Regions from separate parts of the Homo sapiens genome. Here all the other regions are linked to region 1. The links are chromatin loops, found by intact Hi-C in ENCODE. Cell type or tissue: ascending aorta. All regions are shown on one strand.

Region 1 (5,000 bases):
AGACATATATCTGTATGTTTAGAAAAGATAAAGACTTCTAAAAATTTAACATCTACTGGAGGATTAGAAAAACATTTTATTATGGAAAATTCTAAATTGTAAACAAGTAGGATAGTAGGGCCAGGTGCAGTGGCTCATGCCTGTAATCCTAGCACTTTGGGAGGCGAGGTGGGTAGATCCCATGAGCCCAGGAATTGGAGACCAGCCTGGGTAACATGGGGAAACCGTGTCTCTACAAAAAATACAAAAATTAGCCAGAAGTGGGGGTACATGCCTGTAGTCTCAGATACTTAGGGGGCTGAGGTGGGAGGATTGCTTGAACCTGGAGGGCGAGGCTGCAGTGAGCCGAGATTGCGCCACTGCACTCCAGCCTGGGTGGCAAAGTGAGACCCCGTCTCAAAAAAATAAAAAGTAGTATAGAATGAACCACCACATGTCAGATTTCAAGCACCAATTCACGGATAATCACAATTATCTACAACCTCACTCTCCCTGCTTCCACTTTAAAATAACTACCAGGCTGGAGTGCAGTGGTATGATCATGACTCATTGCAGCCTTGACCTATTGGGCTCAAGCAATCCTCCCACCTCAGCTTCCTGAGTAGCTGGGACCACGGGCACGTACCACCACTCCTGGCTAATTTTCACATTTTTTGTAGAGATGGGTTCTTACTATGTTGCCCAGGTGGGTCCCAAACCTCCTGGGGTCAAGCGAGCCTCCTGCCTTGGTCTCCCAAAGTGCTGGGATTACAGGCGTGGGTCACTGCGCTCAGCCTTTATTTCATGCTCAAATGTTTCAGTACATATTATTAAAAGATAAAGTCTCTTTATATTAAAATTAACCACAAAACATTATCATACCTACAGAAATAAACAATAAATTCTTCATACCAAATATTTAGTCATGCTCACATGTTGTCTTGTAACTGTTACTGAATGGTTGGTTGGTTTGAATAGGGAGCTGTAGGCCCACTGTGCACTGACATTAATTGTAAGAGCTAGAGATGGGCTAAGATCAAGCTTATGGGATACTTTGATAAATCGTAACTAGGAGGCCATATGTTGATATCATTCCAGCCAATAGTCAACTGGTCAATCTCAGAAATTCTTAAAAACACATACAGATGTTGCAGCTTTTTTCCTGAAGTACAAGCCAACTGTTAAAATCTTTCTCTATGCCAGTACTGAAGTATTTTGAGAACACACACGCATGTTCAGTAGTCTGGTACCAGAATTAATTTCCACTCTGGGTTCGATTCTGCACACACATCACCCTCTGGTTGCTTTCCTAACTTGGTTCTGATTACTGGCCTAACTCAAGTATAAAGAAATGAGGGGACACTATTATTCATCTTGGCAAGTGTGAGGTTCAGTGACTGCAATACACAGACATCACAAGTTCAAATGACTCACACTTTCTTTTTTTTTCCTTAGAGTCAGAAAAACTTTTAGGCTAAGTACCTCATTTTACTACAGCCTTTAAAAAGGAAAGACCGCAAGAAAGGAACCTTCCAGATAATGAATACTGAACAGGAAGAAGAAAAAGAAGCTGGTGCTCCCATGACAGATTATATCCCCAGAGGCTGTAAAAGAAGACAATAAACAAACAAAAAACAATAAAAGGAAGAAATTTGAGTGTGAACAGTCCCTACAGTCCCTGCTTGACAACCCCCTCAAGGACTTATCAATAAGATAGTAAGTGTCAAAGTGCTTGATACAAGTGTAGCTCAAGGCCAGGCACGGTGGCTCACGCCTCTAATCCCAGCACTTTGGGAGGCTGAGATGAGTGGATCACTTGAAGTCGGGAGTTCAAGACGAGCCTGGCCAACGTGGTGAAACCTTGTCTCTCACTAAAAATACAAACATTAGCCAGGGGTGGTGGCTCAGGCCTGTAATCCCAGCTACTCGGGAGCCTGAGGCAGGAGAACCACTTGGACCAGGGAGGCAGAAGTTGCAGTGAGCTGAGATCACGCCACTGCACTCCAGCCTGGGTGACAGAGCGAGACTCTGTCTAAAACAAAACAAAACAAAACAAAACAAAACAACCACACAAATGTAGCTCAATTAGGATAATTTATGGTCCCAGTCATGAGCACTCCACCAGGGGTCTGAGGGACTGAAGACATACCTGGGCAATAACAGAAAGAACAAGTCACTCTCGGCACAGCGACTACACACACCCTAGAGCTGTGGTTCCCTGACTTTCACCTGCTGTGCCTGCCAAGCACGCTGTGGCCAACCTGGCTTAGTCCAGGCATGGCAGGGCCCCATGCAATGACAAACAAAGCAGGAGCTTCCTGTTGGGTTTCCACGGCAGCCTCAGGGCCCAGCTAGCCAGGAAGAGTGTGGCCAGCAGGCACTGCCCCGCTCAGGTTGGGACCCAGCCAGTGAGCTGAATGTTTAGGAAGGCCTTCAGAAAATCAGTCAGCGCCTAGAGCTTTAAAAAAAAAACAAAAAAAACAATAGCCTTGAAACCTACCTGAGGTGGGGCTGCAAAATGGACACTGCGGACTCATCTGCTTAGCAACTTTACCACATCCTGAGTTGGCACGTTTTAAATACTTCACTGCACTGCACTGCCTGGTCCTTTATCCAGGGAAATTAGGAACAGATAGAATCAGAAACCACAGAGACACAGGCAAGAATGGATGCAACTAGAAATCTGTTTTGGATTATCAGACTGGAACTAGGATTTCCAGCTTGGTACATCAGACGCCTGAGCACATAAAACCCCTGCTTTTTCCTGAGCGCACCAGTTTTGCCTTCTGTGTGGAGTAAGAGTTTGACAGGCGTCCCAATTCCATGTTCATGTGAGAGCAGAACATCTTTAATGCAAAGGCCCAAAGCTTTTCCTGATTAAAGTAGTGTTAGCCTCAGAGGCCCAGGGACACGATTCTTGGAGGAAGCTATGGGGCTCAAGGAGGCCTTTCTTCCATTCTTAGTCTTCATGGATTGCGAGGATTTCCTGTGTCAGCGGAACTTAGTCTAGGAGTTCTTACCATGGGAGGACTTCGGGAGGACTTAGCATGGGAGGACTCCTAGTCTGGGAGTTCTTGGCATGGGAGGACTTCTTAGCATGGGAAGACCTCCTATGCTAAGAACCCCTAGCCTAGGTCCCACTGACGGAGGAGATGCTGACGGCCGGCAGAGGAGCCCTTCTGCCGAGAGGAAGCCAAGGTGCTGCCGGGAGGAGCAAGGGCCCTTCCTGAGGCCTTGTGGAAGCAAACACCACTCCCCACTGCCTGAGAATTGGAGCGAAGAGAGCATCTCACGATGACTCCAGGGCTACAGAGAATGGAGACCAACTTGCACTCCCTAAGGAAGTCCCAAAGAAACTTCCCTTTCAGGACCCTCTGCTCAGGGAAATGGGTGAGGCCTCCAACCTGGGTGAGGTGGACTGGGGGACAGGGCTCTGAATCCTTGGCTCTACTGCAACAAGAGAAATTATTCTCTGAGGTGTTCCATATACCGGGTTCATTTCTAACACGTTTCGGTTACAAGAGATCTGGGTCCCCCTTGATTAGAGGAGCTGTCCGGAGGCAACCTTTTCTTGGTACCTTCTTCCTGACATATCAAGACTTGCTGAGACTAGGGAGTCTTCCCTTTGGGACAAAGGGAAATTCCATTCTCTTGATCATGATTTTGACAGCTGGGAAGCCCAGCCCGGCCTTCCTCCTGGCTGTTTGGAACAGCGGACCGTGATGCTGAGGCGAGAAGGGGCAGTCCTGCCTCTGCACCTCCACTACTCACCTGAGGGACACAGACAAGATCCGTTCTATCTCGATTTTCCGCTTCAGGACTTCTTTCACCAGGCCCTTGTCTGGGCCCTGTTTGACTTTTTCTCGTCCGATTAAGTACAAGCACTTTGGGGTAAGGAGCAGGTCTCGCTTTACACCCTGTAAGGAGAGGAGCTTTAAGAAGCTGGACAGGCCAGGCATGGTGGCTCACACCTGTAATCCCAGTACTTTCGGAGGCCGAGGCGGGTGAATCACCTGAGGTCAGGAGTTCGAGACCAGCCTGACCAACATGGTGAAACCCCGTCTCTACTGAAAATACAAAAATTAGCTGGGTGTGGTGGTGGGCGCCTGCAATCCCAGCTACTTGGGAGGCTGAGGCAGGAGAATCGCTTTAACCTGGGAGGTGGAGGTTGCAGTGAGCCGAGATTGCGCCATTGCACTCCAGCCTGGGTGACAGAGCAAGACTCCGTCTCAAAAAAAGGTGGACAGACATGGTCAATGTGATGACAACAATTCACACAGTGGACTGCTGTTACCAGGACAGGGGGAAGCTGCCTTGGACAGTCAATCTTCACTACTGTTGAGAGGCCATTCCATTCATCACATGACCGGGCCCCATGACAGTGAAAGAGGGCATTGTTCATGATTATTAGGATGACATGTAAAAAATGATGACATTTGACTCTTTTTGACTTAAAAACTGGCAAACTCATATGGAGTCACTTCACATATCAGGACAGCAGGTGTAAAGGGAAAGTCACCAACACCTGTGGTGAACTTAGCAAGGATGCACTACAGCATGTTTCTAAACAGGGGGCAGTGTCTGCATATATTTTCTTGGGAGTTCATAAAATTTTCATTCTAAAATACTGATATATTGTCATTTGAATGATAATTCTCAATAATCTAATAGAAATCTACTTGGGAATTTGTGGGTAACCACTTTATAATGAGTACCGCTGCGAGAGCTAAGCACCCCTGTGTGCATCCAGGGCTGCCGTCACAGCAGCTGGTGCCATGCACAGGTTGCAAGGAATGGTTTGGTTTTAGCAAAACATGCTTCCGTTGTTTATTTCGTTAAATTTTTTTCTTGACCTCCCCGCCCCTGGCAAAAAGCCAAAAGCTCTTAACGGGTCCATGAGCTTCTGAAGCTTCAGATTTTTCTATTAGGACCAAGACTTTATCAAAAGGTATCTAAAGGAGGAGGTGAAAAATCAACTGTTCCTCCTGTGGCTGGAAAAGCCTTACTTATCAGCCACTCTG
Region 2 (5,000 bases), 140 kb after region 1:
TCGGCAGTGTAGGACTCTCTTCTGATAAAATTAACAACAACAGCAGGAATATAATGGCCCGTTTCCTGGATATATGGCCTTTCACAGTTAAGAGTTTCCATACACATTAAAGTGATGCCTGGAGGAGTATCAGGCAGGCGTCTCTATTTTCATTTTCTTTTCTTTCTTTTTTTTTTTTTTTTTTAGAGGGAGTTTCGCTCTTGTCACCCAGGCTGGAGTGCAACGGCGCAATCTTGGCTCACTGCAACCTCTGCCTCCTGGGTTCAAGCGATTCTCCTGCGTTAGTCTCTCTAGTAGCTGGGATTACAGGCACACACCGCCACGCCTAGCTAATTTTTGTATTTTTAGTAGAGATGAGGTTTCACCATGTTGGTCAAGCTGGTCTCAAACTCCTGACCTCAGGTGAGTCATCTGCCTTGGCCTCCCACAGTGCTGCGATTACAGGCGTGAGCCACTGCGGCCCGCCTATTTTCTTTTTCTATATGAGAAAGGTGAAGGTCAGGTACGTGGCCAAGGTCACATATAAAGCAAAAGGCAGGGCTGGGTTCCTACGCTACTGTTTCAGTTGGCTTCTTTCCATCTCTTCACAAAACTGAGATGATGGTAACCTTGGATTAACTGGAGCTGAAATATGTGCTAGAATTTCCCTTTAGACCTCCAAAGCCCAGTGAAATTTTTATAGGTGCTACTAGAAAAAGGGGCTTTCTTCTAATTATTTAGGTATGACACAAAATAAATCATGTCATCTTTGCCTTCTTTTTCCTCATTTCAAATGGATGTTGCATCATGGATTCAGCATAACTTTTTTTTCAAGGGGGCTCTGCTGAAACTATGCTCTGTTGCATCCTTAGCCCGTGATCTGGTTAGGGCAGAAATGCCCGGGAATCAGGCTCTTGGTTCAAATTACCCTCCCTAGTACAGATCAAGCGGGACCTAAGACTGCAAAAGTATTTACTGTTGTCAATTAAGCTACAAAATAAGCTATTCATTGACCTTGGCTCAAATCAAATCCTAGAAAATGGAACTTGTCTTTACCCTGTCATAATCAAAATTATGGGTCCTACAGGAAACTTTTTTGTGTCTGTGCTCAGAAAAAAATATGAAGTGGCTTTGCTTTGTCTCTATTTACCATGGTTTCACCATGACCTTGTCCAAGGTCAGTGCTCTGTGAGTCGGCTTATGGCCAACAGGAAGACAACATGGCCGAGCTGTGAGCACCTGACCAGCGTCGAGCAACACTGTGAACGAGTGGTGTATAGCGTCCACTGTCACCAGTTCCTGGAGGTCAGGGCTTGCTTTTTTCTTTCTCAAACAACTGCCTCTAAGCAGCCTTCATATCTAGCAGAATGTCAAAGAAGATCATTCCACAATTTATTTATTATTTATTTATCTATCGAGATGGGGTTTCACTCTGTCGCCCAGGTTGGAGGGCAGTGGCATGATCTCAGCTCACTGCAACCTCTGCCTCCCGGGATCAAGCAATCCTCCCACCTCGGCCTTCTGAGTAGTTGGGACTACAAGCACACACCACCATGCCCGGCTAATTTTTTGTATTTTTAGTAGAGATGGAGTTTTGCCATGTTGCCCAGGCTGGTCTCGAACTCCTGAGCTCAAGTGATCCGCCCACCTCAGCCTCCCAAAGTGCTAGGATTACAGCCATGAGCCACCACGCCCAGCCTATTCCACAGTAACTTAAATGAAACTTCTACTTAGAGAAACGAAAAATACAGCCAGTATTAAACTGCCCCTTGAACTCCCCAGCAGATGAGATAAACCCTGAGTCACAACTTTCTTGCCTGACTTGTCTCTTCCTCTATTCAGATTTCCTCCCATCTGAACAACTGGCTCATGGACAGACAGAGGCTGACCTGTGGCAGCAATTGTGAGCTGTGCTTCCTTTCCTTGAGTTATAAAATCTCGGGCTTTTTATTGGACACACAGTTACCCAGAATAAAAAATTCATTCCCAGCCTACCATGTAGTTTAGATGTGGCCGTGTGACATAAGTGGAAGGGGTGTATTCAAGTTCTAGGACATTCAAAATTAGGAGGTCTTGATCAGAGCTTCACTGGGGGCCCATAAGGATGAGGACAGACCAAGGCCATACCCTAAGGATGGCAGAGCAGGAAAACCAGACAACTGCAGAGCTACACAGCAGCCTTGAACTCCCTCCATCCAGAATGTTAAGTGGGAGAGAAATAAACACATGCCACAGTAACAACCAATAAAACTCCCTCGTAATTACAGCTGCATATTCTCAGGTGGGCATTTTTCTATTTAAATGCGATAAAATTAAATTCAACCCCAGAAGTTTTTCTATGGCACCAGGTTTACACAAATCATTTGCAATTAAATCCCTTTGCAATATGTTAGTGCTCACTTCTCAGAATCCAAAATAAGGGAAAAAATCTGTTGTAGATTATTACATGTACATTATTATAGATTACCTGATTGTATATTTCTGTGCTCACTAATTGTTTTATGAGTATATTTATGGTCTTTTCCATTACATAGAATATTTCTAGTTTTCACCTTTTTGTCTTACTCTTTCTTTCTCAATAGCCTAGGGCACATTAATGAAAGCATAAAAGATACTGAACGAATATATGTTTTAATGAGCATTTAAAGACTCTATAATGTAATCATATTTTAACATTTCTCCTTCATTCACTCACTCCTCATCCTCGTCTGAGATACTCAGGTTGTGGATGGAGGAAAATATATGCCTCAGCTAAATGGCAAATTGCCATGGGGTTGCTCCACAGGTTGGCAAAACCTCAAATGCTAAATTTGTGAGTGCCAAGGATTTAAATATATAAAATGCCTTTATTTGTGAAAGGTCTCAAAGGACTTTGCTCATTGTTGATTCATCATATCCCTTAGGTTTGCAAAACCATTTGCAATTTACAAAGTACTTTCACACTCATCATCTCAGTCCTTGGAGTCAGGCTGGATATTAGGGACTGACACGTTATCAACAAGGAGCCAAGATGGTGAGGCACGCCTGGTGCTCATGCTCATGAGTTGCTCATGATGTCATTCATCTCAAAAACCTGGTGTGTGAATGGCCCTTTGGGTTATTTTCCTGGTCTCCCTGTTATGAGCAGCGTTGCAGCAAGCGTTCTCATTCCTGTATCTTTGCAGCCTTGAGCTAATACTTCTGTGGGATGGACTTCAAAGTGGAACCGCTGGTCAGAGACTTGAGAACGGGATGCAAGCATATAGAAAGAGGCACTGGGAAAGTCTTCCTGGCAGGAAAATGAAGGAGAGCACCAAAGCATGAAGTACAGGAGGCAGGCCTAACGAGATCATCATTTCCAGCTTTTATTTAACTGAAAATGTAGGCTATTGCTTCCCAGCTTCAGAGTGAAACTAAGTCCAAGGGGACATCACCCAGGGAGCTGCTGGTATGGCCTGGGCATTGGAACTCTCCGGGCATCTCCAGTGGCACATGAGCATAGGCTACCTCACCAGATCCCTCAGCAGCTGCACCAACACCCTGGGCCCGGGGAGGATGAGGTTCCGCACAGTCGTTTTCTATTGGAAGGAGAACACGCAGGAGCTTTGGCTTACAGACAACAGCAGCTGGGCAGCTGGGGCTGGCCACCATGGGAAAGGGACAGAGCAAGAACCAGATTCTGTCAACTTTAATCTACGTTAATCCTGCTTATAATTCTGACATTTCCTTCCCACCTTCACTCTCAGGGTTTGCTTCATAGACTCTAAGACCCCTAATCTAGCTATTTGGGTGAGTATATTATTTGTAAATGATTCCAATGAGTTTAGTTTTTGTTTTTGGTTTTGGTTTTTTTAAGACGGAGTTTCGCTCTTGTTGCCCAGGCTGGAGTGCAACGGCGCGATCTTGGCTCACGGCAACCTCTGCCTCCAGGGTTCAAGCCATTCTCCTGTCTCAGCCTCCCGAGTAGCTGGGATTATAGGCATGCACCACTATGGCCGGCTAACTTTCTATCTTTAGTAGAGGTGGGGTTTCTCCATGTTGGTCAGGCTGGTCTTGAACTCCTGACCTCAGGCGATCCACCCGCCTCAGCCTCCCAAAGTGCTGGGATTACAGGCGTGAGCCACCACGCCTGGCTCCAGTGAGTTTAAAACAAATCCTTGGGGCTGGCGCGGTGGCTCACGCCTGTAATCCCAGCACTTGGGGAGGCCAAGGTGAGCGGATCACTTGAGGTCAGGAGTTCAAGGCCATCCTGGCCAACATGGTGAAACCCTGTCTCTATTAAAAAACAAAAAACAAAAATTAGCCGGATGTGGTGGCATGCATCTGTAGTCCCAGCTACTCGGGAGGCTGAGGCATGAGAATCACCTGAACCCAGGAGGCAGAGGTTGCAGTAAGCCAAGATCATGCCACTGCACTCCAGCTTGGGTGACAGAGTGAGACTCTGTCTCAAAAAAAAAAAAAAAAAAAAAAAAAAAAATAGGCTGGGCATGGTGGCTCACACCTGTAATCCCAGCACTTTGGGAGGCTGAGGGGGGCAGATCGCCTGAGGTCAGGAGTTCGAGACCAGCATGGCCAACATGGTGAAACCTCATCTCTACTAAAAATACAAACATTAGGCTGGGCACAATGGCTCACGCCTGTAATCCCAGCACTTTGGGAGGCCAAGGCGGGTGGATCACCTGAGGTCAGCAGTTCGAAACCAGCCTGGCCAACATAGCAAAACCCCGTCTCTACTAAAAATACAAAAATTAGCCAGGTGTGGGGGCCCACACCTGTAATCCCAGCTACATGGGAGGCTGAGGCAGGAGAATCACTTGAACCCGGGAGGTGGAGGTTGCAGTGAGCCGACATTGCACCACTGCTCTCCAGCCTGGGTGACAGAGCAAGACACCATCTCAAAAAAAAAAAAAAAAAATTAGCTGGGCATGGTGGCAGGTGCCCCTAATCCCAGCTACTCGGGAGGCTGAGGCAGAAGAATTGCTTGAACCCAGGAGACGGAGGTCACAGTGAGCGGTAATTGTGCCATTGCACTTCAACCTGGT
Region 3 (5,000 bases), 62 kb after region 1:
GTTAAATTTGGTCAAGTCCATTTTTATAAGATTTAGATTGAAAATTAATTCAAGTGGAAAATTTGTTTAATTCTTCTTTCCTATTTTATTATCTGGAAAACTTCTTCAGGATAACACAACTCAGGCATTGGGCCCAAATATGAGAGACAAACAAATGAGTAGTTTGAATAATATTGGAAAGCAAAGAAAGTAAGGGCAAGTCTAACAGATAGAACCCACCAGGGAACTTGACAGTTATTATATGAGCACATAGTAAAAATTCTCTTGGAAATAGAAGCTTCTTTCCAAAATAGACAGTGGAAAAGAAAATTGTTTTTCTCCAAAATTCCCACTTATTTATTTTAAAACGTTCCAGAATCAGCCTCACAGATGGCTCCGTGAATGCTTTAGTGCCAGACATGATCTATGGTTGAAATAAGATGCAAAATCTATATAAATCAAGGTTACTGGATAAACATTTGTTTCTTTGTAAATGTGGCTTTTGTCAAGGGGAACATATTCATATTCAGCCTTGCCAGCTTTCCTATTTACCCCCTCTGGAGACACCCAGACAGAAACATGACTAAATGAGCATTCATAACAATGCACTTGGTTGACATTTTCATTACCAGTTAGGTAAGCCAGTTAAGAGGCAACCTGTGAGGCCAGGTCCAGTCACTTTGGGATGTCGTTAGGTTACATGAGTAGGGCATAAGACAGATGCACAAAGCCAGAGGGCTGCGGTGGGCAGGCAGCTCGCTCTGAGGGATGGAGAGGAGGAAGTTTCTCTCCAAGGTGCCAGATCAGTCTAACTCTGTGCACCCTTCAGAGTCTATGGACCAAGTTCTAAGAAGCAAAACCACTGCCAGTGGGAAATGATACCTGGGATACCCCTCTACTCTAGTTATTTCTTGGTCTGGGAAAGAAGGTCTTTTCTCTAGGGCATAAAGACAACTCCTCCAAGGCCAAAGCTGCCACTTTCATCATTTATTTTCCTTAGTAAGGCAACTGATGTGGAAAATGATTTTCAAAATTATCTTGTTTGTATCCCCGGGGCGCAAAAAAAGGCAAACTGCAGCTTGGCGGCATGCTGCTATAGAAAATGAAGGAAAGATCGAAGAGGTGGCCTCCTGATGATATGTGAAAGGCTCCCATTTCCTGTGGGATACTAGACTTCAGTCAGAAGCATCAACATCATCAATCAAGCGACACTCTCTGAAACAGGGAAGGGACTTACAAATCGGCTGGAGTTGTTGTTCCGGACGGTCTTGGCGTTCCCGAAGGCCTCCAGCAGCGGGTTGGACTGCAGGATAATGTCCTTCACGTGCTGTCCCAGCAAATAGACCGGAGGTTAGGAAGGTGTGAACACCTACCACACAGTGTACGCCAAACTTTCTCTAAGGACCTGGTTTCTGAATGCATTAAGGTGAGGGGCCCCACACCCGTGTGTCACTGGTGGGGTTTCTGGAGGATTTATTCTTTCACCATGACAGACCTCAACCTGTTTGTGTATTTGGGTCTTCCAATTCCCATGGCTTGATGCAGAGTCCCCAGGAGCCAGGGCCCCACTGTCAATCAGGAACTATTCATACAAACGTTCTCAGTGTCCAAATTGATTGCTGCAACTTCACCAAAAGTGAAGTGGTACCTGAAGGGGCGTGTCCTTGCTGTTCTGGCCAGGGTCTTTCTTCTCACTACCCCTTCCCAACTACTCTACCAACCCATCTCATCCCATCTCCACCTGCTTCACTGCAAGTTACCTTAAGGAAAATTAATCCACTTCTCCTCCCCAAACAAGGTTATGGAAATATAGCCTGGTGTTTCTCAAACTTTAATATTCATGAATCACCTGGGGATCTTGTCAAAATGCAGATGTGGACTTAGTAGGTTGGGGTAGGCCCAAGAATCTGCATTTGTAGCCAGCTCCCTGGTGTTGCTGGTTTTGCCAGCACTGATACACACTTTAAGCAGCAAGGGTCAACAGTGGATCGTGTGGAACGAGTCCTGGCCTGGGGGGAAGGATTTGTTTTTCAAACATCCCAGTTCTATGCAGAAGTGTGCAAAACACACCATAGACATGAGACAGCTCAATAGATAGAATTTGATGTTGGAGAAGTCTTTCAACAAGTGAGTCATTCCTTGTACTTCTAATTATTCACATGCTATGGTTAAACATGTTCCAGAAATAACAAGTCTTCTGGCTTGTGCTCTTTAGCTACTGACTAATTCCAAGCCAAGGGCTCTGTATCATTGTCCTCATAGGAAAACAGGAAGAGAAAAATCAACATTAACTGTCTGCAGTCTGGCTACTAGGTCGTAGGGGTGTAGCAAAGAGGAGTAAATTAATGAACTACTAACTGACTATGTAACAGCCAAAGTGTTACAAAGGGTGTAACAGGCACCCTCCTGAACATTCAGAAGAGAAACTGCCATGAGAAATGAGAACTGGGCTTTCATTGTGACGAGGGAATCATCCTTAGCCATGGCACCAAGGGCAATTCTGGGTGGTCCTTTCATGGGTCAGTTTCAAAGCTTAGAAACATACTCCCAACCTGCCTACTCTCTTTTAAAAACTCATGGATTTATATAAACTCTGCTTTTCTTTGTAAAATCTATTTTGAGTTTGTGGATCTTCATTAACTCTTTCTATCTTTTTTTTTGCTGGCCAGACATGCCCATACCACTTAACAAAACTCAGCTTCTCTCAGGAAGAGAACAAAAGCCAGAATCTTCTTCTATCTTTTCCCTTTTTAAATTACAGTGTTTAAAATGAGAATCTTTATGTATCCATTCATCCATCCATCCGTCCGTCCATATGTATTCATCAACAATCGGTGATGTTCAACAGAATTTTGTGGCATGTGGCGGGCATATTAGGGAAAAGAGAAAGAGCAAACTGAGGTAAAAGAGTAGCCCATCGGCCGGGCGCGGTGGCTCACGCCTGTAATCCCAGCACTTTGGGAAGCCAAGGCGGGCGGATCATGAGGTCAACAGATCAAGACCATCCTGGCCAGCATGGTGAAACCCCATCTCTACTAAAAATACAAAAATTAGCTGGGCATAGTGGTGCACGCCTGTAGTCCCAGCTACTCGGGAGGCTGAGGCAGGAGAATCGCTTGAACCCAGAAGACAGAGGTTGCAGTGAGCTGAGATCGCACCACTGCACTCCAGCCTGGCGACAGAGCGAGACTCCGTCTAAAAAAAAAAAAAAAAAAAAAAAAGGCAGCAAAACAGCATCCTGGATTCTTGTCTCCATGTCAACCCTCTCAGGATCCAGTACAATCACAGGAATAGAGAAAAGCAAGTGGACTGAACCACATGAACCTAGGTTCTATAGCTGCCCTTACTGTCCAATAGGGAAGCCATAAGCTACCCCAACTGAGGTGTAACTGTAGAATACACACTGTATTTCAAAGACTTAGTACCAAAAAAAAAAAATCTCATTAATTTTGTTATATTAATTATATAATAAAATCTTTTTTTACATATTGGGTTAAATAATACTGTTTTAAAAAGTAATTTCCTTTTTCTCTTTTTACTTCTTTTAACATGGCTACTAGAAAATTTAGAATTACACATATGGCTTGCTTCATCTTTCTACTGCACAGAGCTGCTCTCCATCTTCCTTTCATTCAGAGAAAGAGGCCACTTTAAGGACCCTTCACTCTGCAACCTTAGTTTGCTCTTTCTCTTTTCCCTGATATGCTCACCACATGCCACAAAATTCTGTTGGACATCACTGATCACTGATGGATGGATGGATGGATGGATGGATGGATGGGTGCATGGATGGATGGGTGCATGGATGGATGGATGCACGGATGGATGGATGGATGGATCCATAAATATTCTCAGTTTTAAAGTCTGTAATTAAAGAAGGGAAGAGATAGAGAAGATTCTGTCCTTTGTTCTCTCCCTGACAGAAGCTGTCGTTAAATGGTATAGGCACGTCTGGCCCGCAAACAAAAGATAGAAAGAGTTGATCCACAAACTCAAAGGAGGAATGTTTGGCTCTACCTTAAGCTTTCTGATCTACCAGTACATGATAGAACACTATTTAATTAATAGAAAGGGGCCAGACATGGTGGCTCATGCCTGTAATCCCAGCTCTTTGGGAGGCCCAGGTGGGTGGATCGCTTCAGCTCAGGAGTTTGAGACCAGCCTGGGCAATGTGGTGAAACCCTGTCCCTACCAAAAACAAACAAAAATTAGCCAGGCATGGTGGCACACACCTGTGGTCCCAGCTACTTGGGAGGTTGAGGTGGAAGGGAATGCATAAGCCCAGGAGCAGGAGGCTACAGTGAGCTGAGATCATGCCACTGCACTTCAGCCTGGGTGACAGAGTGAGACCCCATCTCAAAAAAAAAAAAAAAAAAAAGGGAACCACAATAAAGAGAATTTTATGTGTCTTTTGAAAGTCTACAGCTGACCATGGCAATAACATTACATAATTCTGATTTAAAAAACTAATCTTTGGAAGGAATTCTGTCACCAGCGGTGCATACTGGTGATGAGCGCCAAGCTTGGGCTGCCCCTTATGGACCTTAGCTCGCCATCACCCTCATCCATGGCTCTGGGGAGCAGGCTTTACTCATTCCTGCCAATGCTGATTTTAATTTTCACCTCTTGAGTATCCTCATTCTCTGGATCTTTTCTCTTTCCCAACACTCCTTTACACTCTTTAATCTCTCTTTTTTCCTTCTCTTAAATCCTTTCTCTGTCTACGTCCTTTAAAATTTTTATAAGTTTCTTGAATTGGCAAGTGGTTCACATAGCTCAAACCATGCAAGTTTCTAAAGGGTATACAGGAAGGGTAGGCCCTTCTCCCAACCTCCCAGCTCCCCTCCCTCAAGACAACCATTGTTGACAGTTTCTTGTGTATACTTCGAGGGATATGTGATAACATACCCAAACAAATACAAATGTGCACTCTCTTTTGATCCCTCAAATGGCAGCATATATTACAAACAATGTTCTGAACCTTGTCTTTTGTAATTAATGATACATCTTGGAGACCATTC
Region 4 (5,000 bases), 120 kb after region 1:
ACAGCTACAAACAAGACCGCGAAATGAGCGTGGGTCTACCCATTTAGGGGGTCTTTCTTATCTGAACATAGCCCACTATCTACTACTTCAGGCATCCACATTGCCAAAGAAGGGACTAAATTTCTACAAGCCAGAGCTTGAGAGGTGACCTTGTTGTATAAAGTCTCAGGGGGATCTATCCCATAGGATTTGAGGTGGCAGGCAAATGGGAGTTTGTAGACAAAGGGGAGGCCTCGGCTCATAAACTGTTTAAGCTGTCCTGTGTGCTGGGCTGGGGAAGCCACTTTTCTGGAGTTGCACAGGGAGGCATGGGGGTACCATTGGTCCAAACACCACAGGTAAGGAATAAGTCTGCACTGAGTGGGAGAAAACAGTTTAGAATTCAGCAAGGCACCCTTTTTATTCTGCTAGGAAAAGAAGGGCAACGGACAATCACCCCCATCTACCAGATGGAAGGCACACTGGCTTAGAATGAAACCCCCTCCCAGTTAAGTTTATTGAGGGTTCCCTATCTGCCAAGCAACATTCTAAGCACTTTACTTATACTAACTCATTCAATTGTCCCAACAGTCCATAATGCTGGCATGATTATTAACTTGAGGTCAGGAGTTTGAGACCAGCCTGGCCAACATGGTGAAACCCCATCTCTACTAAAAATACAAAAATTAGCCAGGCGTGGTGGCAGGCACCTGTAATCCCAGCTACTTGGGAGACCAAGGCAGGAGAATCGCTTGAACCTGGGAGGTGGAGGTTGCAGTGAGCCAAGATCACACCACTGCACTCCAGCCTGGGTGACAGAGTGAGACTCCCTCTAAAAAAAAAAACAAAATAAAATAAATAATTTTTGTGAAATTAAAAAATATGTATAAAGCTAATGAAATTCAGCTGAATCTAAAATATTAAGCCCCTAACATATGTACAGTGTTGTTTTAGGCATCACAGTGAATTCAGAAAAGGTAAATGAAGCCCTCAAAAGTTTTTTCATCTGATGTAGCAAAAACAAAACAAAACAAAAAACCCTGATATATGGGCCAGCTGTGGTGGCTCACGCCTGTAATCCCAGCACTTTGAGAGGTTGAAGTGGGTGGATCACTTGAGCCTAGGAGTTTGAGACTAGCCTGGGAAACATGGTGAAACCCTGTCTCTACTAAAAATGCAAAAGTTAGCCAGGCATGGTGGCGCATGCCTGTGGTCCCTGCTACTTGGGAAGCTGAGGTGGAGAAATGCTTGAGCCTGAGAAGTCAAAGCTGCAGTGAGCCATGATTGTACCACTGCATTCCAGCCTGGGCAACAGAGCAAGACCCTGTCTCAAACAAAACAAAATAACAACAGAAACCCTGACATATATACAGAACTGATACTCAGTTCCCACTGGAAAGAGCGTCTGGCTGGCTTCCACCCTGATTGTTCGGTATTCATGTTGCTAACTATTTAAACATTTTATATCACCCCTGCTTATGTTAACCAACTAGACAAACTGTAACAGTCTGAGATGGTTTGGTGTGAGTTCTATCTCATGATCGTGCCCCTTAGAGGTCTCTCGGATTTTCCTGGGCCAGCTGCTTCAAAGGCAGATATCCCTCATTCTCTGAGGTCCAAAATCAGGAACTAAATAGATCTGTATAAAATTTTTGATAAATCACCTCTTATCTGGAATCTCACTACTTCCTATTCCAAATAGATTTGGACAAAGGAGCATTCCTTATTCCCAAATGTCCTACCCAAACCCCATTGAACTTGGAAATAAACAGCTTTGGATAGTGAGAGATAGCTGTGCTTGGTCACGTCATGCCATATACCACAAAATGTCCTGGAAATGCCAGTATCTTTGCCCTCCCGCTTTCAATTGTCAATGGCAGCCACAGGAACTCAAGGGAGAACACAGGCCTTCTTGGCTCCCTTGCCCCTGTCGTTTCAGCCCCCACAGGACGGGGGTTTGACTCTTCCTAACAGCCAGGGTTTCTCTTGCCCTCAGGGGAGCTCCTCCCTACCAGTCAGTGAGGTTCAAATTCCTTAGCCTAGCTCATAGCCCACTCTCCTTGCCAGTGCTATTTCCCACAATGCCTCATGCTCCTGCCACCAGTCTGCCTGGGGCTCTTTGCATGGAACATCTGACCTCTGCATCTTAGTCCATGATGTTCTCACCACCTGGACCAAATATCCTGCATGTTCAATCTAGTCCATCCTTGAAGACCCCATGCAAATGCTACCTCTTTAAAGCCTGCAAGTTCCCAGATTATCGGTAATCTTGTCTGTCCTCTGACCCCCACTGTTGGCTTATTTATATCTCCTCTCCCTCCCTTTCTCAACTGTAAGTGACCTGAGGATGGGGCATGCCTCATCTCTGAACTCTCCTTGTCCTAATAAAGAGCCATGCACATAAGTGGCTTTATAAATGCCTGTTCAATGAAGTAATGAATGAGACAAAATCACTAAAAGTTGAGTCATCCTAGGAGGCTTCAGGGAGATCAGATTTGAGTTAGGACTGAAAAAAGCTTAAGCACTGAATTGGGAGAGAGGAGGAAAAAAAAGGCATTCCTGAGAGGGAAACAAGGAGAGTAAAGGCATGGACGAGGGTAACAACATCGCTTGTGTTTGCACTGAGCTTTTCACCACGTGAAAACCCCCTAAAAAGACCAACTGGACTAGAAAGGCGGATTTGTGTTGAGGAAACGGTAGCCTCGGTTAAGTAGGAAAATAGAGCTGACCGAAGGAGGGCCAGGAAGGCAAGGCTGAGTACTTGGCACTACAGACAGGAAACAGGCAGCCAAGATGGAATCTCCATCAGAGGGTGCAGCCCAGGTCATGCAGAAAAACTGTCTTCTTTCCAGAGGGAAAGGGACCAACTACTGTAGTCAGATCCCCATCCAGCGAGAGAAAATAATGCCACCTCGCATTTGCTCCCAGTGTTTCACAACTTAGCCGTTAATCATCCCAGGAGAGTCCTAAAACAACTCTGCCAGGAGGGCGGAGAGCAGGTATAATTATCTCGGTGTTACAGCGTGGAAAGGCTGGCAAAATTCCCCTCCTGCTTTGGAGGACCCCAAAGGAGTGGAAGAGACGGGGAAGGACTGATGTGCAAATTTCCGGTCCAGCTCATCTGCTTTGGAGAACTTACCTCTGTGTATCTGTCTAGTGTAACAATGGCTATGTCACTTACTGCGGGGTTATTATTAAGCTGAGCTGTGAGTCCCTCTGTGTGCTCAATCTCGCCTACTTAGACCTAAAGAGGGGGCAGGAGGAGGGAACCAGAACCAGCAGTGGAGCTAGACTGCTTTTAACCCAGAGACAGAGAAAAAACAAACAGCTCTTTAAAAACACAATTTCTAAGCATACTAAAAGGTAGCAATTCCAGCCTAAAAGCCTGTCAGCTTAGCAATGCACCACCCTAAAGAAAGGGCAAAATTATCAAGGCATAGAAAAGCAAGAGACATCACGCTGTGGATAAAGGACCCTGCTCTATGCCAACTTCTAAGTAAGACGAGGAATTACAGTAATCCAGCCCACAGCAATTTCCCATTTTAACTGATGCTTCCTGTTTTCTATGCTGGGCATCATAAGGATATTCAGAACCAAACACAGCGTTCACAGGCTGTCCCTTCACTGGGGTACATTCTTTTCTGTTCACTCACCAAATTGTGTGCAACATTACAAACCAAAACAGATCTGTTTTCCTACTGACCTCAATTTGCGGCCACCATTACTGTTGCTGAGAAAATTCTTGGCTCTGCATGGCAGAGCGGGGGCTCCTACCAACACAGGCCAGCATGAAGGCCTAGGGAGAACAGCTCATTTGCCCAGCAGTTCCCTGGGCTTAATTGCCCTTGAAACACAGTCGGGACGTGCTGGTAGGTGTCTCTCTGCAGGCACTGTCCACATCAACTGGAGTGACTTGATTTTGGAGGAAGGGTGAGGGGCAGAGGGGATGGAGACCTCTTCCAGTCCTTTTAGTGATTGCTGATCCATCCCAGAGTAAAGCAGACAACTGGGTTTTCTGTTTGTTTTGTGTTTGAGTGCAGGACAATGAAGGTAGGGCTGTTTAAACCATCTATTTTTAAATTCAATACAACAGTTACACAAATATACAAAGAATTCACATACTTTTTTCTTTTTTTTTTTTTTTTTTGAGATGGAATCTCGCTCTGTCGCCCAGGCTGAAGTGCAGTGGCATGATGTCGGCTCACTGCAAGCTCCGCCTCCCGGGTTCACGCCATTCTTCTGCCTCAGCCTCCCGAGTAGGTGGGACTACAGGCGCCCGCTACCACGCCCGGCTAATCGCCCGGCTAATTTTTTGTGTTTTTTTGTAGAGACAGAGTTTCACTGTGTTAGCCAGGATGGTCTCGATCTCCTGACCTCATGATCCACTCGCCTCGGCCTCCCAAAGTGTTGGGATTACGGGCGCGAGCCACCGCACCCGGCCAGGAAATTTAACATCGATAGAATACTTTTTATACAAGTCAATATTCTAATTTTATTATCCCAATCATGTCCTTTATTACTTATTTTTTCCCCTGGTGCAGGATCATGTACCACATTTGTCAGAATTTTTTTTTTTTTAGAGACAGGGTCTTACTCTGTCACCCAGGCTGGAATGCAGTGGCACGATTTCAGCTCACTGCAACCTCCGCCTCCTGGTTCAAATGATTCTCCTGCCTCAGCCTCCTGAGTAGCTGGGATTTCAGGTACGCACCACCACACCCAGCTAATTTTTTTTTTTTTTTTTTTTTTTTAGTAGGGATGGGGTTTTTGCCATGTTGGCCAGGCCAGTCTCAAACTCCTGACCTCAGGTGATCTGCCTGCCTCAGCCTCCCAAAGTGCTGGGATAAAAAGCCACCATGTCTGGCTTTTAAAATTTTTATAATTTTTTGAGACAGGGTCGTGCTCTTGTGGCCTGGGCTGGAGTACAGTGGTGCGATGAGGGCTCACTGCCACCTCGACCTCCTGGGCTCAAGTGATCCTCCCACCTCAGCCCTGGAGTAGCTGGGACTACAGGTGTGCAC
Region 5 (5,000 bases), 180 kb before region 1:
TTCTCCATTGCGCATCCCTTTATTTTCTTTATCTTTCCACTCCTTTTTTCTACTGACTCTTTTCCTTCAGCATCCCAACAGGGTTGAAGCCCTCACCCTTTTATTTCATCTGGGGTTTCTCAACTGCATTATTAACATTTTCGGCCAAAGAATTCTTTGTTGTGGAGAGGCCAGCATCCCTAGCCTCTATCCTAGTGGATAGATGCCAGTAGCCACGCCCCTCCTCCCTGAGTTGTAACAAACAGCAATGTCTCCGGATGTTGCTAAATCATCCCAGCTTCAGAACCACTGATTTAACCCAATATATCCAAAATATTATTTCAACATATAATAAATATTAAAAAGTACTGAGATTTTTCAGTCTTTTTTTGTATTGTACCTTTGAAATTCGATGTGTATTTTTCACTTAAAGCACTTCTCAATTATTTTTATTTATTTATTTTTTTAGGGAGACGGAAAAGGAAAAGGGGAGGGGAGAGGGAGAAGAGGAGGGAGTCTAGCCACATTTTAAGTGCTCAGCAGCCACATATGGCTGGTGTCTACCTAATTGAAGAACACAGGTCAAAAGCTTCAGAAAAAAGGTTAGAGCTGGAAATACAGGTTTGAGAAGTCATGAGATAGTAACAGTTAAAATCAAGGGAGAAGATAAGATAGTCCGGGCAAAATTCTATGTTTAAGAGTGAGAAAATAGGAGGATTGAGGAAAATCCTAGTCGAATGCTCTTTTAGTTTTCCCACACAATCTGCTATCCTTGATCATTATTGTAATTTTAAAATCATTTGTGTGTGTGTGTGTGTGTGTGTTTTGTTTGTTTGTTTGTTTGTTTGTTTTGAGACGGAATCTCACTCTGTCGCCCAGGCTGGAGTGCAGTGGCACAATCTCGCACTCACTACAACCTCTGCCTCCCGGGTCCTAGCAATTCTCCTGTGTCAGCCTCCCGAGTAGCTGGGGTTACAGGCGCCCGCCACTACGCCCGGCTAATTTTTTGTATTTTTAGTAGAGACAGCGTTTCACCGTGTTAGCCAGGATGGTCTCCATCTCCTGACCTCATGATCCGCCCGCCTTGGCCTCCAAAAGTGCTGGGATTACAGGCGTGAGCCACCGCGCCCAGCCTTTTTTTTTTTTTTCTTGGAGACGGAGTCTCCCTGTCACCCGGGCTGGGGTGCAATGGCTTGATCATGGCTCACTGCAACCTCGGCCACCCTGGCTCAAGCGATTCTCCTGCCTCAGCCTGCCGAGTAGCTGGGATTACAGGCGTCCGCCACCACGCCCAGCTAGTTTTTGTATTTTTAGTGGAGAAGGAGTTTCACCATGTTGGCCAGGCTGGTCTTGAACTCCTGATCTCAGGTAGTCCACCCGCCTAGGCCTCCCAAAGTGCTGGGATTACAGGCGTGAGCCACCGTGCCCGGCCAAAATCATTTGCTTACTGAATGATACGGAAAATATGAGTGAACAAAAAAAGTATTGAAAAAGATGAGTTGATGGCAAAGGGAGGGAATTAATGTTTAGTGAACACTTAATTGGCAAGTAATGTTCAGAGCATTATATAAATTGTCTCATTTAATCTAACAAGAACCTTTTGAGGTAAATACGTTATCCCAATTTATAGAGGAGGAAACTAAGATTTATAAGGATCTCATCAATCAGAGAACTCTTAAGTGGCACCACTGGACTTTGAAAGGAAGTCTGCCTGATGGACTCTGAAGCTCATCCTCTCTCTATCCTCCTAATGCATATAATGACGCATTTGTTATCTACTGACTTTTATAAAATAAACAAGGAGGCTTATGCGATTGTACAGCCCGAGTTCGCAGGAGATATGTGACCACTTTTGATCTGATTCCGGAAGCAAATTCACTTTAACAGTGAGGTGCCGTGATCTTTATGTCATTAGCGCATATGATATGGGTATCATTTGTTGTGAAAGACACTAACCCATGATGTTTTTGTTTACGTATATCTGTAAATGTATCAATTCTGTAGTTGGTTAATTTTTAGTTACGAAAAAATGAACCAAGATGTAGTCAAGATTTGGCTTAAATGTTGAACGCATAATCACCAAAGAAAATTAAATAATGAGCTTTGTGACACCTTTCAGTTCGCCAACAGACTGATAAAACCAGTACAAAGGGGGAGGGCCGGGACCGAGGGGGCGGGACGGTGAGAAACGGGAATCGAGCAAGCGCAGAAACAAACAGATGTTAATGGAGGCGTGAAGGCTACTGCGCTCTCACTTTCCGAACTGTCGTAAAGAGCCCTAGTGTCGTGCTCTCCTCGGTAGGGGAGGAATTGGTTAGGCGGCGGCGGCGGCGAAGCGGCGGCGGCGGCTGTAGGGGAGCAGCGGCAGTGGCGGCGACGGCGAGGAGGTGTTCGGTTTGCGCAGCGTAGAAACGCCCGCAGCTTCAGAGAAGGAGTTCTTGTGGGACCAAATTAGGCATTCTGAACCCACGCCGGCTTAGCTGGGCCGAGTCCAGGCGCTGCCGCACGTACAGTTTTGGTGGCGGTGACAGACACTGTTCTTGACTCTAGGGGCCTATTAGGCCGACGTCTGAGGCGCAGATCGCTGGCTCTCGACGCATTACTCTTTACGCCTTACATTTCTGTCTTCCTTCCTGGGTCAGTGATTCCCGGACCCTGGAAGAGAAGAGGGTGGCTAATGATTAAGGTGAGGGGAACGGGGGGGGAGGGGATCCATTGGAGGCCGCGCGTGCGCGCAACGGGGGAGGGGCCGGCCTGGAGGGGAGAAAGAGGAAGGGCTGCGGCCGCGGAAGGCTGGGGTCGGTGACCGGCCGGTTATCTCTGGCTCGGTGGTGACTTAGGGTCTGGGTCTCCGCAGACGATTTGTGTTTGGGCAAGGCATTCGTCTACCGACACACCCACAGCCTACAGTGAGGGAGTGTGGGTGAGGGGATTTCTCTCCCACTTCCGACTCTCCCTAGAGTCTCAGGATGGGGGCTGAGGACCGAGGCGTGGGAGTGCGATTTGACAATGGAGTGATGAAGGTAACCCGGACCCGGGGAGTTGGAGGGCGCTAAGTCAGCCCTGACGGCTAGGGAGTCGCCTGCTGCTGCTGTGATCAAGGAAACGTAGTCCGCGGAACAGCTGAAATACAGACGCGTCAGATTTTGTATGGAGTTGGCTTGTTGGTCATTTAAAAAGAAACTGATGTTTTTACTATTGTCCTTCGATAATTTATCAGAGTCAGTGTCAGTGCTATAGTGGGAATATCTGTTCAGTGCAGCAGAAATAGATTTGTTACAACAGTTCTTAAATAGGTTATAGTAGATAGATCTTTACAGATGGGTATTTCTCAACCTAAGTTTTGATTATTCAAAAAATACCAGAAAGTATGAGGTATTCATTTAATTTGTTCGTGTGTGTGTTGTGGGGTGACTCCATTGTGTTGTTGTAAGCTTTCCTGTTTCTTGATTTATGTGCGGCATTAATTTAGAATTCTCTTGAATGGTAAGATGCCAGCTGACATAGACTACGTTTTGTAGGATTTCCTGTAGCTTTTGAATGTGACTTAATCTAAACTTTATTTCATTTGGTATTTTATCTATAATTTTCTTGTTTTAGGGGCCTCTTGAACTAAAAAGAACAAACTGGGAAAAACATAAGCTAAGGTTCCATTTCCTTTCCCATTTTTGTTGTGTGTGTGTGTGATGGTTGTAAATGCTTGAATGTGATTTTGAGATTACCATACACAACTTCTGTAACGCTGGACTTAGCTTTATTACAGTAAAGATACATCTTTTGATAGTTTATTACTATATGTATTTTTGTAAAAATCTTCATGTCAGTATAAGCCACATTGTTTCACCCTAGTCTGGTTATATTTGTGAGGTGAAACAGATGGATAAGAAGGAAGCCCTTTTACTTTTACAATCATTTTAAATTGATTGTTTCTAAAGCCTTGATTTATCTTATTTTGGACACTTTCTTGCCATTTAACCTTGGACAAATGACTTTATCATCTCTCTCCTGCTCATTTGTTTGTGACCAAAGATTCACAACAGTATTCTAAGAATTGGTGAGGGTGTTTATAAATCTAAATAATATTTTAGGAAAAAGTAGGAAGAATGAGTCTCCTTGTTTATCACGGGTGCTATATCATGTGCAGATCCTTCTGTCACTTCTTAACTTTTGTTTGGTGTCTGTTGGCCACTTGTTTGCTAGTTATTTCACCAGACATAGAACTGGTTTTTAAAGAAAGGTATAAACAAAGTGACTTCATTTTGGTGAAAAATGCATTACAGCAGAGGTTACATCTTAACGAATTTCACTTTGGTACTCCATTTCTACAGATTATTGAGAGAGAGCTGTTGTGATGTTTAAGAGAAAAGCACCTTGCTTGTATAAAGCTAAGGTGCAGTCATTTAGCAGATACTCCTAGTTATTTTACTTTAAAATAAAAAATATAAAGGAAACTAATTGAATCAAACCATTTAGATTTTTAGATGTTTCCTTCTTTTTTTTTTTGTTATAGTTTAAAGAGAGGTTTCTGTATCATGCTTTACTTGAGGCATACTTATGTGCCCTTCTTTTGACTTTTTCTCCCCTTTTGGGCCAAGACTTCAGTAGGAAATAAAAGAGACCATCTGAAAAATGATAGCAGTTAAAATATGTTATAACTTGACATTACCGTTCTATGGGTAACGTTATCTTATGAAATAATATAGGGCTAAGGACAGGAGATCTAGATTTTAGATCTATCTTTGCTTGCTATACATTAGATCTCCGAGTTTATTGTTAACCCTCCTTGGGCTTCAGGTCTCTCTGTTTAAATGAGAATTGTAGAATAGATAACTTTCGTTTTCTTTAGGTCCCAAATTTAATGGTTTGTATATCTAGTTAGGTTTTTGGTATTCATTGTTGTGTTTGTCGTAATTGAATCCCCAGAAAGAAATGCTGTACAAAAAGCATCAATTCCCTCATGAAATGTGTATGTGTAAAACCTGTCATGAAGCTGTGGGCCAGGCGTGGTGGCTCACCCCTGT

What was found. Peaks named below come from ENCODE experiments on the same cell type or tissue, not always from the same donor. Only the 100,000 strongest peaks of a DNase experiment are listed, where the experiment ranks them.
Region 2: it touches region 1 in a loop (3-fold over the local background); 8 of 110 quality-filtered maps call a loop at or near these places.
Region 3: a loop joins it to region 1, with 2.0 times the contacts of the local background. A loop is called at or near these places in 13 of 110 quality-filtered maps.
Region 4: a loop joins it to region 1, with 2.5 times the contacts of the local background. A loop is called at or near these places in 8 of 110 quality-filtered maps.
Region 5: it touches region 1 in a loop (3-fold over the local background); 8 of 110 quality-filtered maps call a loop at or near these places.

What each region holds. Positions count from the first base shown.
Region 1 is chr15:59,168,147-59,173,146 of GRCh38, forward strand. MYO1E (myosin IE) reads right to left here. Exons shown (of 28, transcript NM_004998.4): 22 at 3,751-3,896. It overlaps MIR2116 (microRNA 2116), which reads right to left and starts at 3,116; the gene lies at 3,037-3,116. In ascending aorta, no CTCF peak of the experiment used is centred here; DNase peaks (open chromatin) are centred at 1,295, 1,858 and 2,245; H3K4me3 peaks cover 222 bases; H3K27ac peaks cover 3,982 bases.
Region 2 is chr15:59,303,817-59,308,816 of GRCh38, forward strand. All of the region lies in intron 1 of MYO1E (myosin IE), which reads right to left. Among named protein-coding and RNA genes, the nearest start is that of MYO1E, 67 kb to the right of the region's middle. RefSeq lists a silencer at 401-577. In ascending aorta, no CTCF peak of the experiment used is centred here; DNase peaks (open chromatin) are centred at 475, 1,675 and 2,995; H3K27ac peaks cover 3,545 bases.
Region 3 is chr15:59,230,486-59,235,485 of GRCh38, forward strand. It overlaps MYO1E (myosin IE), which reads right to left. Exons shown (of 28, transcript NM_004998.4): 6 at 1,217-1,306. Among named protein-coding and RNA genes, the nearest start is that of LDHAL6B, 26 kb to the left of the region's middle. In ascending aorta, no CTCF peak of the experiment used is centred here; no DNase peak of the experiment used is centred here; H3K27ac peaks cover 2,409 bases.
Region 4 is chr15:59,292,732-59,297,731 of GRCh38, forward strand. The region is part of intron 1 of MYO1E (myosin IE); the gene reads right to left. Among named protein-coding and RNA genes, the nearest start is that of MYO1E, 78 kb to the right of the region's middle. In ascending aorta, no CTCF peak of the experiment used is centred here; DNase peaks (open chromatin) are centred at 2,790 and 3,710; H3K4me3 peaks cover 1,519 bases; H3K27ac peaks cover 4,390 bases.
Region 5 is chr15:58,985,404-58,990,403 of GRCh38, forward strand. It overlaps RNF111 (ring finger protein 111), which reads left to right and starts at 2,260. Exons shown (of 14, transcript NM_017610.8): 1 at 2,260-2,665. RefSeq lists a silencer at 2,979-3,143. In ascending aorta, no CTCF peak of the experiment used is centred here; DNase peaks (open chromatin) are centred at 208, 2,228, 2,718 and 3,027; H3K4me3 peaks cover 2,729 bases; H3K27ac peaks cover 1,836 bases.